2 separate regions of the Homo sapiens genome follow, and region 1 is linked to region 2. The links are chromatin contacts, found by Hi-C or POLR2A ChIA-PET in ENCODE. All regions are on one chromosome and are shown on one strand. The core of a region is the stretch at or near the end of the contact, and the rest is flanking DNA. Distances in the headings are between cores, read along the strand shown.

Region 1 (7,622 bases), core at 1-2,500, 700 kb after region 2:
ACCTCGTGATCCGCCCGCCTCGGCCTTCGAAAGTGCTGGGATTACAGGTGTGAGCCACGGCGCCCGGCCATTTTTTTTTTAAAGTAAGGTTGGGAAAACAACAAATGATACCTCCTAGGGCTGTTATTACAATTAAGACAAATACCAGAGCACTTTGGCAGGTGGAGGCGAGCGGATCATTTGAGGTCAGGAGTTCGAAACCAGCCTGGCCAACATAATGAAACCTCATCTCTACTAAAAATACAAAAATTAGCTGGGAGTGGTAATCCCAGCCTGTAATCCCAGCTACTCGGGAGGCTGAGGCAGGAGAGTCGCTTGAGCCTGGGAGGCAGAGGTTGCAGTGAGCCAAGATCATGCCCCTGTACCCCAGCCTGGGTGACAAAGCAAGATTCTGTCTCAAAAAAAAAAAAAAAAAAAAGGACAAATACCAGAAAGCCCATCACAGATGAAGGACTTTGTTCCAGTTCGTGACACATTGCCAACTTTGAATTACATCCAAGTCCGTGGGTCTTCTCTCTGGGGTCAATTGATGGCACGTGATTACACTGCTCAGGGCCCAAAGGTTGGAGCTATGACTTGAATGTTTCTAGACAAGGAATTATTTGACAAACACACTTTAAAAAGTATTCAGAGCCATCCAAGTAAGAGGACATTAATAACGTAGGGTTTTGCCTATGGAGAGAAAAGAAAACGCAAACAGCACGTTCCACCTTCGTTCTCCCTAAAGTAATTTATCTCCTTCAAAAGATAAAAAGTACGAACACATTTGCCCTTGAAGGGCAGAGCCCCGGAATTCAGGAGCTCTCTGAACACTCCTCCCCTTCTGATAGGGACCAAACCTTCTGCTGAGCCTTGTGTCACAGTCAGTCCGCGGCGCCACAAGCCTCAGTGTTTACTTCTGCCGCCTGCCAGCCGGGCGGGGAAGGGGAGTACCCGGCCACCCCTCACTTTAGCTCCTGCAGCTTTCCAAACAAACCAGGGCGGGATGGGAGTGTCTTCTTGGCTGTGGAAATCGATCCTCCTACCTTGTCCTGAAGCCACCCGCCGCCTTTCCTCGTCCCTCCCTTCGCGGTGATTTTCCGGTCCCGGCGCCCGGCGAGGGCGCGCGGCTGGTGTCCGCCCCGCCCGAAAGGTAGGGGTTCGGCTGTGCTCCCGCCTGGTCCCCAACGCCTCACCCTCCGGGAGACCCGCAGCCTCCCACCACTTTGCACCTTCCTCCTCGAATTTGGGGGCGGCCACCGTGCAACTGGCGCCAGCCGCGGAGCAGGAGGAGCTTCCCGCGACTCCGGAGGCGCTCGGCGCAGTCGCCCGGGATTGGGGCTGGCGGGAGCCTGAGACTCCGGGCAGGGCTGCTCCCTCCTCTGCTCCCCCGCCAGATCCGCGGGGAAGGAATCGTGCCCGCGCCGCCCCTGGCCCGCGCCACCTTCCTTTGGTTTCTGCCGGCCTCGGGCTTCTGCGGCCCGATGTGGCAGGCGCCGCGAGAGAGGCAGCAGCCGGCTGGAGCAGCGGCCCCTCAGGTCTCGGAGCCCGGTGCGCCTCTGCGGTCGTCGCTCCTGGGCCTCGGCGGGTCACTCTTGCCGGCCGGCTTCGCTGCGGGTTTGCACTGCCCGGGTGAGGGAAATTGGGGGTGCGGGAAGACCGGTCTGGGCCGGGGTCCGGGCGGCCTGGGGTCTGTGCTGCCCCGACCCTCCGGCTTTGCAGCCTCTGAGGCTCAGGGTTGGGGGTGGGGACACGGAGCGCTGTTTGCCCCTCCACATATCCTGCCAGCACCAAGGAGGTGGCGTGCGGAGGCGTAAAGGGACCATGGGCGCTGGGACCCGCGAGCCAGCCGGCGTGCGCCGCAGCCACCGCCGAGAGGGCACCCGGGGATCCTGGAGCCCCAGTGAAGGGCGGGAGGGACGCGCAGCCTCGCGGGTAAGCCCAGGAGCCGTGGGGGCCGAGAGAATCTGCTCTGGGACCCTCTTTTGTCGAATCGCCGGCGAGGTTGTGCAATTGGGAAGCCAAGAGGAGTGTCCAGCTCCTCGTTCACTATTGTTTTCTTGTAAAAGGGTCTGTACGCGAGGAGGGTTGAGGGGTCTGGAAGGTTCTGGTCTCTTACCGTATAAAGTTTTTCGAGAAACCCTTTTTCCCTCCACAATGGAACTAGACCTAACAAAACAAGCTCCGAGGCAGTTTAGGAGAAAGGAGGACGGTGAGTAAATTGCAGTGTTTGGGCTGCTGTTAATTTTCAAGATAAGGGAGAAGCAACTTGTCATTTTGAGGCCGCCGGCTCCGGAGATCCCGGCAATCTCAAGCCTCTTTCTTGTGTGCTGTTATTTTGGCTTAAAAGAAAACCTATAAAAAGCGACGCCCAGAAACCAAAAACAAACCCAAAGCACCTTCTTTTAGGATTTTTCAGTAGCGAGGGTTGGCGGGGACAGTGGGGAGGAGCAGGAGGGGGAGAAGAGGTTGCTGTTGAAAGGTAATGTTTAAAAACAGTGTGTGGGGGTAGGGATGAAAATAACGTGGTGACTGCTAGTGTATCAGAAATCACACCGAGTCTAAAGTCGTAAGTCCCATTTGCCTTACGAGGACCAGCTGGGTGCTGTGAGTAGGTGGATAGTTAAGGAAACTGTAGATCTGCTGAAAGCTCCTCGTGGTCTGTGGTCTCGTGTCCACGCTGACCTTTGAACCTCGTAACTCTTCGGGTCTCCAGCGGCCACCTCTTTTAGGCTAGCCCGAATGTTTGACTTTCCGGTCCTCAATCTTCCTCACCTAGCTGCAGACCATAAAACTGTCTTTTTATTTACAGGGAGATGTTAAATATTTGGGAACATCTGCTCAGGCTGCCAGGTTATTTTCCGTTTGAAAGCATGCCGATTTGACATTTGCAAGTTGGTTTATGTTGCTTCCTTTTTGTTTCACTAAGAACGCTTTTCATACCAAGATCTGCGAAAAACGATGCCCTTAGACTGTTATTTAGTTTATTGTCTCTGAGTAAGGCCAAATTCCACAGAGGGTCTTTGGATAATGGCAACTTTGCTTATAAGAAGATAATTTTTCTAGAAAGTGTTGCATTGGTCTGGTTTCCTAAGCTGTTCTTGTGGTCATGTAGACTGGGAGGGGAGATCTTCATTCCTTGTGATGTCGCTTTCCTTGAATTGTATTTTTACTATAGTTCCACAATGTCTCAGTCCCAGATTGCACCATATGTTGTTTACATGGTGCAGTAAAATGGGACTGCAATTTTGACTACATTTCAGTAGATTTGTTGGAGATAGTTTGTTCTTATGCCCTATATCAATAATAATAATAAAAAACCTTTGAGGCTCAAGAATAGACAGTATTGACAGAATAATACCATTAAGAGACATACCATTTAAAAACATTAGTCTGTCTCCTGTGAAATTGTAAATCGTAGGTGTTCTCATTCAGTGGCAGACGACTGGATTTCACAGCAGTTTTCTTCTGTTGGAGACATTTCTGTGTTCCACATCATGTGGAACCTTATGGGAGAAGACGTGAGTAATGCCATGTTTCCCGCATTTCCCTGATAAGCATCATCTGCTAACCATGCAGACTGCCAGATGGCTTCCATGGAAATTGTGCTTCCATCCAGGAGTGGTGACCAGAGATCTGTTTAGTATGCATTTTAGGTGATGCTTATTGAGAAGGTGAAGGAAGCATGGAACTCCTATTTGGCACCCACTCTGATTTTTGGTGTGTTCTCATATGCTATTTTATTTAATCTTCCTGACAAAACTCCTGCAAGAAAGGAATTTTTAGCCCCATTTTATAGCTTAAAAAACCAAGATTGCCTTAGGTTGAGTTGCAGTGGCTCACATAAAGGTTTGACTCTACCTCTGCCTACACCATCCCAGGAATCCTCTGCAGTATACATTCTGCACAAATTCTTCCATTTCCTGTGCATATCTTTCTCCTTTGCCTGGCATATCCTCCATTTATATATACCTTGGTCTGAATATGCCTTTCTAGTTATCCCCAGGCTGGGCTTTTTGAATAGGTGGTCTGCGTACTTTGCCTTCCTTGTGACAGCTTTAGACTTTCACCAGCCAGGAACCTTCTATCTTCTGCACATCTCTGATGTGTCACTTAGGTGATCAGGGTCTGGCGAAATCTAGGAGTTTATGCTGTCTTCAATGGGCATATTCCAAAAGTTCTTTCCTTTCTGAATACATTTTCACTGAAGCTCCTACTCAAGCTATATGTTACCTGGAAGAGGTTTTCCCAGGGTTACATCCCCACCCTCACAGTTGAAATGAAACATTCTCTCCTGTCTGTCCCAACTGTGATGGATAATAGCACACATCACACATCACAGTTTCCAATTTAACCCTTAGGGGTTAAAATGGATTTTGATTTGGAGTGAGCTTGATGCATGGAATAGAATGTATACATTGGATATTATAGTGTTTTGGTAGGAAATTTTATTTACAATTCCATATCAGGATGTCAGAAACACAATTCCCTCACCATTGTGGGATAGCTGGAGTTCTTTCCCCTGATGGTGACACCTCAGCACTGAATCAGCTGCAGTGTCTCAGACTTGGTCAGGAACTTGACTGTCGTATAATCAGGCTAAGAAGTGCTGAGATTCTGGCAGTGAGGTTATGAAAGTAAAAGATAACAGGATCAGTAAGACCTGGTTTTCTTCCTTGTGCCCATGTTTGTTTTTCTTGGAGAGCTTTTGGTCATCTAGGAGGATTGTCCAGTTTACCTTTTTACTGCCACAAACTTTTGTATCTGACCAGGGGCCTTCCTCTTCCTGCACCATTGAGATAGAGGGAAAGGAAAGCACCTAGCCCTTAGGAGATTTTCTTAAAAACATTGGAAAGCTGAGTGAAAAGTTATCTTCTCCCCCATTCTCTCTTTCCCCTTCTTATATGCTTAGCCTAAGACAAAGTATACAGATAGCATCATTGCATACTTTGCAATGTATTTAGTGCTAGGCTTTGAAAGATGGTTTAAACATTGATTTACTTTTTATTTGGTTGGGAATGGAAAGATCTTTAGGACATGATGAGAACAAGGCCCCCAGAAGAGGAGACGGCAAGGAAGCTGGAGATTCCTCCAGAGGTGGGAGGGTTATTCTCACCTTCCACAGGTTGTGGAAGCAGGCCTGGAGTTGTTATGGCTGTGGGTCAGAGTCACTATGCTGAAAGATGGGGGCAACAAGGGAGCAGAAAGTGTTTTTTTCAGTGGACTTTGGGTGATATTCCATGTGGTCATCCATGAGATGGGACTTCCCTAATGGTCAACCAACATTCACTGAATGTCCACCATGTAACAAGAGATGTTCTTGTGGGTGGGGTTGGGAGCGTGCCGTGTTGGACACAGCAAAGCCCCTGCTCTTACAGAGCTTATGTTTTATGGGGGGCAGAGTCAAAAAATGAGTTACAAATACATGAGGCATGAGTGAATTTGGGTCGTTTGAGAAACAGAAGGTGCAGTGTGAGAAGAGAGTGGTTAAGACAATATGTAGTTAAAGAAGAGTGCAAAAGACGGAGTGGGAGGAGATGTAGTCAGTAAGATAGGAAGGCAGATTTTGTGGAGTTTGAATCGTATTCTAGTTAGAATTGGCATGCCTGGAGATTTTTGATGAGAGCCTAATTCAGTCTTCACCCAGTCATGATAGGCTTTCCTGTCTCTTCTTTTTCTTTCTTTTTGAGGTGGAGTCTTGCTCTGTCACCCAGGCTGGAGTGCAGTGGCTCGATCTCCGCTCACTAAAACCTCTGCCTCCTGAATTTAAGTGATTCTCCTGTCTCAGCCTCCCAAGTAGCTGGGATTACAGGCATGCACCACCACACCTGGCTATTTTCTGTATTTTTTTTGTAGAGATGGGGTTTCGCCATGTTGGCCAAGCTGGTCTTGAACTCCTGAATTCAGGTGATCCGCCCACTTCGGCCTCCTAAAGTGTTGGGATTACAGGCGTGAGCCACCACACGCGGCCCCTTCCTGTCTCTCTGTCTCTCTTTCTCTCTCTCACACACATAAACACACAAATTTCTACCCTTAGTTGCCTTTTTTTCTTTCTACTAATTTACCATAACTGATTTCCCCTCTCTTTTCCCTAGGGCAGAGCACAGGAATATCACAAAGACAGGCAGAGCTCAGAGACGCCTATACAGTATTCCTTTTATCCTCTTGTCCTTTGATTTCAAGATGTCTCATCATCACCACTCTATTAGTATCTAGGGAGACTTGGCACAATTTTTAGATAGAAAATTATTTTTGAGATTCTTTGGCCCATTGTTAACTCACATACTTAACTAACATACAAAACAACTAAATTATGGCTTTTCTGATTAACACAGTGGCATAAAACCTGAAACCTCAGGAGACCTATCTCACATTCAATGATATCCAAAGGCTGAAAGTAAAGGGATGGAGAAAAGTCTGGCAAGCAAATGGAAAACAGAAAAAAGCAGGGGTTGCTATTCTAATTTTAGACAAAACAGACTTTAAACCAACAAAAACCACAAAAGACAAAGATAGTGATATGGTTTGGATCTGTGCCCCCACCCAAATCTCATATTCAATTGTAATCCTCAGTGTTGGAGGTGGGGCCTGATGGGAGGTGATTGGATATGGGGGGCAGTTTCTAATCGTTTAACACCATCCCCCTGGGTGCTGTTCTTCTGATACTGAGTGAGTTCTTACAAGATCTGGTTGTTTAGCCTCCCCCCGCCCTCCCCCCACCCCCGCCTTTCCTCCTACTCCAATTATGTAAGATGTGCCTGCTTCCCCTTCACCTTTTGCCAGGAGACTTCTGTGAGTTTCCTGAGGCCTCCCAGTCATGCTTTCCGTACAGCCTGAAGAACCGTGAGCCAATTAAACCTCTTTGCTTTTTATATTACCTAGTCTCAGGTATTTCTTTCTTTCTTTTTTTTTTGGATAGGGTCTCACTCTGTTGAACAAGCTGAAATGCAGTGGCACAATCATTCTTCACTGCAGCCTCAGCCTCATGGGCACAAGCAATCTTACCATCTCAGCCTCCTAGGTAGCTGGGACTGCAGATACACACCGCCACACCCGGCTGATTTTTTAAAAAATTATTTGTAGAGACGGGGTCTCACTGAGTTGCCCAGTCTAGTCTTGAACTTCTGGGCTCAAGCAATCCTCCTGCCTCGGCCTCCCAAAGTGTCGGGATTACAGGCATAAGCCACTGTGCCCAAACTCAGGTATTTCTTTATAGCAGTGTGAGAATGAACTAATACAGATGGGCAATACATAATGATAAAGGGTTCAATTCAACAGGAAGACCTAACTATCCAAAATATATATGCAGCCAACACAGGAGCACCCAGATTCACAAGGTAAGACCTATGAAGAGACTTAGATTTCCACACAATAACAGTGGGAGACTTTAACACCCCACTGGCAGTATTAGACAGATAATCAAGGCCAAAAACTAACAAAGATATTCAGGACCTGAACTTGACAGAATGTACCTAATAGACATCTACAGAACTCTCCACCACAAAATGACAGAATATACATTCTTCTCATCTGCACATGGCACATACTCTAAAACCAACCACACAAATGGATATAAAACAATCCTCAGCAAATTCAAAAAAACCAAAATCATACCAACCACACTCTTAGACCACAATGCAATA
Region 2 (6,861 bases), core at 2,434-4,933:
ACTTGGGAGGTTGAGGTGGGAGGACCACTTGAGCACAGGTGTTTGAGGTTATAGTGAACTATGATTGGACCACCGCACTCCAGCCTGGGCAAGAGAACAAGACCTTGTTTCAGAAAAAAAAAAGTTAAAAATTAAAAAACAAACAAAAACAAGAGAAGGCTGAACCTGACCAGCCAGTTTCCCTCAGAGGAGCATATACCTTGTAGTTGTAGTCTCTGCCACTCTCTTCTGTCTTGCTTGCAGTAGCATTGGATTTGCCATGCCTGAGAACCTACTGGCTTTTACATTAGGTTCAGGGTAATGTTTAACAAGTGACTCTTTAGGAAAAAAAGCCCCAGTTTATAGTAGTGTTTTATTTCCATGGTGTAAATACTTCCACCATGGCTGATTTCAGGCTACCAACAACATGCATGGCAGAGATGTGTCTAGCACATAGTATAGTATAGTATAGTATAGTATAGTATAGTATAGTATAGTATAGTATAGTATAGTAATGGTATACTGTAGTATTTCTACAATACAGTTACAATAGACCTAAATAACCTCAAGAGCAACAGATGATAAAGTGTGGAGAAATCATTGGGAAGTGGTGAGTTTTAAGTATTTGCTACCTTTATTTTAGAAAGTATTTAATTTAATTGCAGGCTTATATAATTTATTTTTTAATAATGTGTGCTTTTAACAGCCAGCTGATAAATTTCCTGAAAATGATTGGCTGTTGCAAGCCAGACTGAGCAGACTCCAGCACTCTGCTGATTATTTTCAAGGCCAGAGTCAATACGTTGCTCTTATAGCATTTTTAGCCCCAACCCAGCACTTGCATGTAAATATCACTCAGTGTAATTGTTGAAAGAATGAATAAATATTCAGTGAGTCTATTTGCTTAATCCTCTTTGCATCATCCAGGAGTAAAATTTCTTCTCTAGGTAAAAGGGGAACATTTTCCACCTGCCATAACTTACTTTATTCACACCTCTCCCTACTTTGTTTTTAGGAAACAAAAGATATGTTTGAATACATATTTTTTTAAAGTCTTTAGGTTTTGAAAGAAGGGAATCTCTGGATTAAAAAGTGAGGTTATATTCTGAATGAAAACAACTAAAAGCAAAACATTTAAGAGCCTTATTGTATAAAAACTGGCCCCAAACAATGCATATATAAATCCCCCTTATAATTTTCAAAGATCATGTCTTCCTTTCATGTTCACTCTATTAGTTCTTTTGCATTATAGAAGAGTGGATTATTCATTAATTCATTCATTACTTAATTATTGGCTGATAATCAGGTCGGGTGCTGGGCAAAGAACCTCACAGTATCTATTCACATACTAAGGTAGGAAGACTCCTGGGCCTCTTACTCTAAAAATGACTCTATACAGTAATTACTGTATTTTGGTCAAATGCCCTAAAATCTGCATGACAGAGTGCTTGAATGACAGCTCAGAAATTGGCTGGCTGTGTTACTCTGTTCACTCAGGGAAAATGCCTGGGTTTCATTCTAAGTGGCTACTTCTGGACCAGTGTGATGGTTTATGCAATCTCCAGTGCCCTGGAGGGTGTTTCTTTGAAGAACAAAAGAAGCAGATATAAATTTTAATGAATCCCATTCTGGCTTGTGACTCAAAGGAGCACTTCATTTAGGAATATAGAAGTGACAACAAATATGATTGGCCCCACATGGCCGAAATCCTGGCGTTTCCTACGGGGGAAGTCTGCTTTTGCATAGGCTCTAAAATTCTTCTTTTCCTTTACATAGGATCTAAAAATGAGGCATTTAACATCAGAAAAAATTTCTACCTCACCACAAAGAACCAATGTTCTTTTCTTTTTCTTTAAATGTCACCTAAAAAATATACATGGTAGATTTTTTCTGTAGCAACTCTGCCACTGATAGTGGGTTGGTGTGATGAATTAGCTACTATAGTCATCTCTCTTCTCCTCATCTAAACATCCACCAGACTGTACAAGTCTACTCTATGGATGACAGATAATATTTTAAGCAGTGTCCTTTGATTTTTAAAATTAGATAAAACATACTATAAAACGTAATAAGCTATATGAAAAAAAATAGAGTCTGGTGGTACACTCTTACATTTCCCAAATATTTCCTTAGCTAATTGCTATGACGAAGACTGGGAAAGTGGTTAAATGGAACAAGACTTCATATCATCTCAGGTCTGGGTCTGGGAGCAGAAGCATGGAAGGGAAGTGTGAGCAGTAGTCCCTGATTTTTAATCGCAGTGCAGGAATCAGTAATCTAGTAACACACTTCTTTTGGTTTTGGTCATTAAACCTGAGACTTCAGAAGATATTTATCAAAATTTTATGTTCTCTTTCCTGATCTTACAGTGAATGCATAATACATATTTAGGATGTGAGAGCAATCTAGCTTAAACATCTGTCACCCCATTGGCTGCCAGTGTTGACCAGATGATACTCTTCATTCCTCAATTTCTCCTTTTGGGTCTTTTTGGAAATATGGTGCTTGGTGAAAAGAGAACTCTTTCTCAAAGACATTATTTGATTATTAAAGGTATATGGGTAGTAGGGTGACAAATCATTCCAGTATGCCTGGGGCTGAAGGGATTCCTGGCATTTTTAGTACTAAAACCTATAAAGCCCTAGGCAAATTGGTGTATAAAGAGGTCACTCTCACAGATAGCTATCTCCCTTACTAGCACGTCCAAACATGCTCCTGATTATTGATGGGAAGATAATAATGATGATGTCTTGATATTCATGATTTGTCAAACGTATGAAAATTATTCTTGAAAGACAAATGGCTTTAATGCCTTTTGATACTATTTCATCAATCCATGAAACTATATACCCTAGAAATACTTGACATTAAATGAAGTTGGTGCTTAGACTAATTTCTACTCAAAATAAATTTGAAGAAACATTAAACAAGTATTTAATGTATTAGTAATAAATGTACTACTAATTGAAGAAATACATTCTCTGAAAGAGGATCCTTACATGAACCCTTTAACTGTTTTCTCCCAAATAAGCATAAATAAATTTACAAATGTCAGCAAATTCCAAGATATTGCTCTTTCGGATGTCAAACAGAGGTGATTTATGATGATGCATGAATGCTATCTCTAGAGACAGACATGGTTACAAAGATGTGCTACCATTAAAGATACGTTTCCAGGTTTCCTGTAGGTCTGAGACAACTGTTGAGAGAAACTGGGCAGTAATTCCATGGACTGCACTATGAGCATCTTACCAGGTTTGTTTCATTGAAGAGGAGCACCGCTGGTGTGTCATCTTGATGTTAGAAGCAGCACAAACATTTGGTTTCAATATGATCCAGATGTAGGTGAAGGAGACTAACTGGAAAGCCAGGACCATCTCTTCCAAAACAAAAAAACAGAAAGGATGCAGGTGAACGCAACCAATACTGTGATCACAGTTTCTTCTTCATGTGTCTTTTAAAAAACAAACAGCATGTCAGGGGAAATGCATTAGGGGAAAAAGAAAGACATTGTCTTCAATGCTGCACTTTGTTTTAGCAGATTAAATTGACTCACAGCACTTACAGGCAAATATCTACCTGGATCTTCAGCAATTTGAGGAAAACAAAGCAGATTTTTAAAATTTTCAGTTTACATCCTTTGGTCCCTTTTTCCGGGGAAGGTTTTTAGTGTGATGCTCAATCCATACTCAGTAAACCCTCAGCGGCAGTCCTAAGCAAACAAAGAAGTGAGGTTAAGCATTAATCCTCTTAATCCAATGCAATATCATTTAAATATACTTAGTGACTCAGCAAAATAATATGCTTATTGAGAAAAAAAGATGATTAATTTAATCTTAATTACACGTTTGAAGACCTTTTCCATTATCTTATGGCTCCTTTTAATCCAGAAAGAATCTTTTCCTCCCCAAATGCCATACAGACTGCCTTAGCATGAATACAAAATAAAATTATTTTTTTTAAGGTAAATAATCATATTTTAAGATGATGGTTTATTTCATTGATAACAAAAGTGGTTTAATTTAAGGTTTATTTAATAGCAAGCAACCCAGTTAATAAAAATGAACTTAATCCTGGTCAGTGTGCAAAGCACACACTGTCACTGTTAAATTATAGCCACACACTCTCCTAAAGGTGCTTTGCATACTTAGAGAAAATATTTAAGAAAATATTTCTACTTCACATATGCAAAGCACCAATAAATGGTCATGTCATTGAAATTAATCTTCTTCAACTGGAATAGCACAAGGTGAGCAACACAGCAACGGTTGACCTTTTTACTAGGACTTAGGAAGAAAGCCATTTTCTTCCCAGAAATATAGTGTTGTGAGAGAAATTCTTAAATTTCCTCAAATTGATTTGTGTCCTTGACACCTTCTATTTTGTGTAATTGCTTAATCATACTTATTTCTTTTGGTTTGGGTTATGGCTTCTTTTAGCCCATGCATTAAAACCTTCTCCTATGTTTCTTAAGCATGTCTTTTCTCTTTAAAATATATTTTAATATAAAAGATTACAAATATACAGAATGATGTAATAAATCCTTGCTTCTCTTCTTAGGCTCGATTTAGTGTTTATAATCATATGCAGTTATACTATTATTGTATATGTATGTATCTATAAATAATGTACAAACTTCTGCATGTTTTAAAACTTTATATAAGTGGTGTCATATTCTACTTTTACTACTAAAAGCTACTTTTTCTTTCAACTTAATGCTTAGGGATTTATTATGTTGATAAATGTGCCTCTAGTTAATTCATTTTAACTGCTATATGGCACTTCAGTATGGATGCATAACATTGCATTTATTCGTATTTTTGTTGATGGGCATTGTTTCTTATTTTTCTATTATAAACAATCCTGCAATAAATTCTTATAAATATTTTCTTGTACACATGTGTAAGTGTTTCTTTAGGATAAATACCTAAAAGTAAAATGGCTAGGACAAATAATTTTCACACCTTCAAATTTACTAAGCACAATCATATTGCTCATCAAAGTGCTTGTACCAATTTACTTCCCCACTAGCAGTGAATGAGAGTTCTTATTTCTTAAAATATTTTTTAACATTGGTATTATCAGACTTTTAAATGTTAAGTAATTCAATCAGTATTGTAATTTTAATTTCTGTAATGTTTAGAAACGTTGAAGCATTTTCTTCAGGTATTTCGGAGCCAGTAAGCCTTCTTTGAAGAGCCAATGGAAGAAATGTAGGAAAAGTTGCCCATCTTAAGCTACTGTCACTTTGGTTGTTGGAAGACCGCACTGTGGTCAAAGTTTGTTTCAGTACATTCCACCTCAGTGCTCTTACGAGATCCAGGGCACCAACCCCTCGGCCCTAGCACTATCTATTACCTCGTCCCCTCTTCACTTAGTAAGCAACATCTACACTAACATTTCCCAAAGTATTTCTTGGCTACACTGAAGGCATTTTGTGAAAAATTGTTATGTACTAAATGAGTTTGGGAAACATTATACATTTTATTACTCTGTTAGGGGTCACACTCTTACCCCAGGGCCTTTGCACTGGTTGTCACCCTTGCCTGACATATTGTTCATCTGGATATCTATATGGCTAACTCCCTTAACAAATTCAAATGTATGCTAAAATGTCATCTATTGAATGAAGTATACCCTGACCACTCTTTTTAAAAATACCGTATTCTTTCTTTCCTCCTACAACCTGTGTTACCAATCTACCTTTCATCCTGCTTAGCATGTTTTATATAATTTACATTATGTTTATTGTTCATAATCTGTCTTATCCGGCTAGAATGTAAGCTCTGCAAGGAAGTGATCTTTGTTTTGTTCCCTGAGGCATCCCAAACACTTATAATTATCTTTGAAGTATAGTTGGTATTAGTAAATATTTCTTAAATAATGAATGAATATTAACACGTTCAAGGCTTCAGTTGAAAAAAAAAAAGCCTGCTTTGTTCTGCTGAATTCTGTGTCTCTCAAACTTATTTGATCTCAGATCCCATTTTAAAACAAAACAAGACAAAACAAAACAAAACAAAACAAAAGAAAACCACGATACTTACATTCTCCCAAAATAGTACTCCTCCATGACAGCCAGTTCTCATTCATAGGTAAATCAGTGAGATTCTCATTTATAGGCAAATTGGTGCTTTGCACATTCTCCTTACCAAAATTCTGTGTCCTATCATCTTGAGACAACCTTTGATGACTGCTAAACTTTTACGTTCGCAAAGAAATATTGGTAGCTGATAAAGAATAAGCAAGATTGAAGAGGAGACTTCACGAAGTGGTCTTTGATCTGAAGGAATGAAGCACTGGAATAGAAGATGTCCTCTTTACAGGACTCAGTGGAGCTATTTGGGGCACTTATTTTTCGGAAATATCTGTCAAGTCATATGCCTCCTCACTGTCACTTAAATTATGTTAGGATGCCCTGGTGTCTCCTTCTGCATCGCAGGGATGAATCATGATGAGAATCTGTCTGACCTCTTTACTGAATAATCTTTGCTAGACTATCTATATCGCTATAAACATTAAGGAAGAAATAAAAGCAGTTTGTTTTTTGATGATGAATTTTAAGTGGGAAATGGTCTGCATAAAAATAAAAATAAGGCAATGGCTTACACTAGAGAGAGTTGACTTACAGAAAGTCTAAGGGTTTTAGTTCAATTACAAGAAGGCATCTGCCTCTGTTGATGCTGAGTTAGCTCCTTAACCTTATTCCTTTAGAGCTTCCCTTTGCAAGCTCAGTAAGCTTCTTAAGAAAAAAAAAAAAAGCAGAAAAGCACATCTGTCAGAACTAGAAAGTGGTAACTACCAGGAAACAAAATGAATCACAGGGTCACTGGAGAATTTCGTAGTAGTTTAAGCTCTCCCTTGCATAAATTGTCTCCTGTT

The links. A loop is a pair of places that touch in the nucleus more often than their neighbours do. ChIA-PET counts read pairs that join two places held with the same protein, here RNA polymerase II (POLR2A). Pooled maps may share reads with other maps.
Region 1: a loop to region 2 is called in a pooled map, with 3 times the contacts of the local background. The contact joins the promoter of ST3GAL6-AS1 here to the promoter of GABRR3 in region 2. A Hi-C loop is called at or near these places in 1 of 37 single-sample maps with no recorded cell type and 8 of 50 pooled maps. POLR2A ChIA-PET finds 5 or more read pairs at or near these places in 1 of 52 experiments (CD8-positive, alpha-beta memory T cell).

What each region holds. Positions count from the first base shown.
Region 1 is chr3:98,731,401-98,739,022 of GRCh38, forward strand. ST3GAL6-AS1 (ST3GAL6 antisense RNA 1) reads right to left here and starts at 1,251. Exons shown (of 5, transcript NR_046683.1): 1 at 1,026-1,251. It also overlaps a transcript of ST3GAL6 not described here. RefSeq lists enhancers at 717-1,465, 1,466-2,213.
Region 2 is chr3:98,031,632-98,038,492 of GRCh38, forward strand. GABRR3 (gamma-aminobutyric acid type A receptor subunit rho3) reads right to left here and starts at 3,684. Exons shown (of 10, transcript NM_001105580.3): 1 at 3,559-3,684; 2 at 3,232-3,358. The coding sequence starts at 3,356.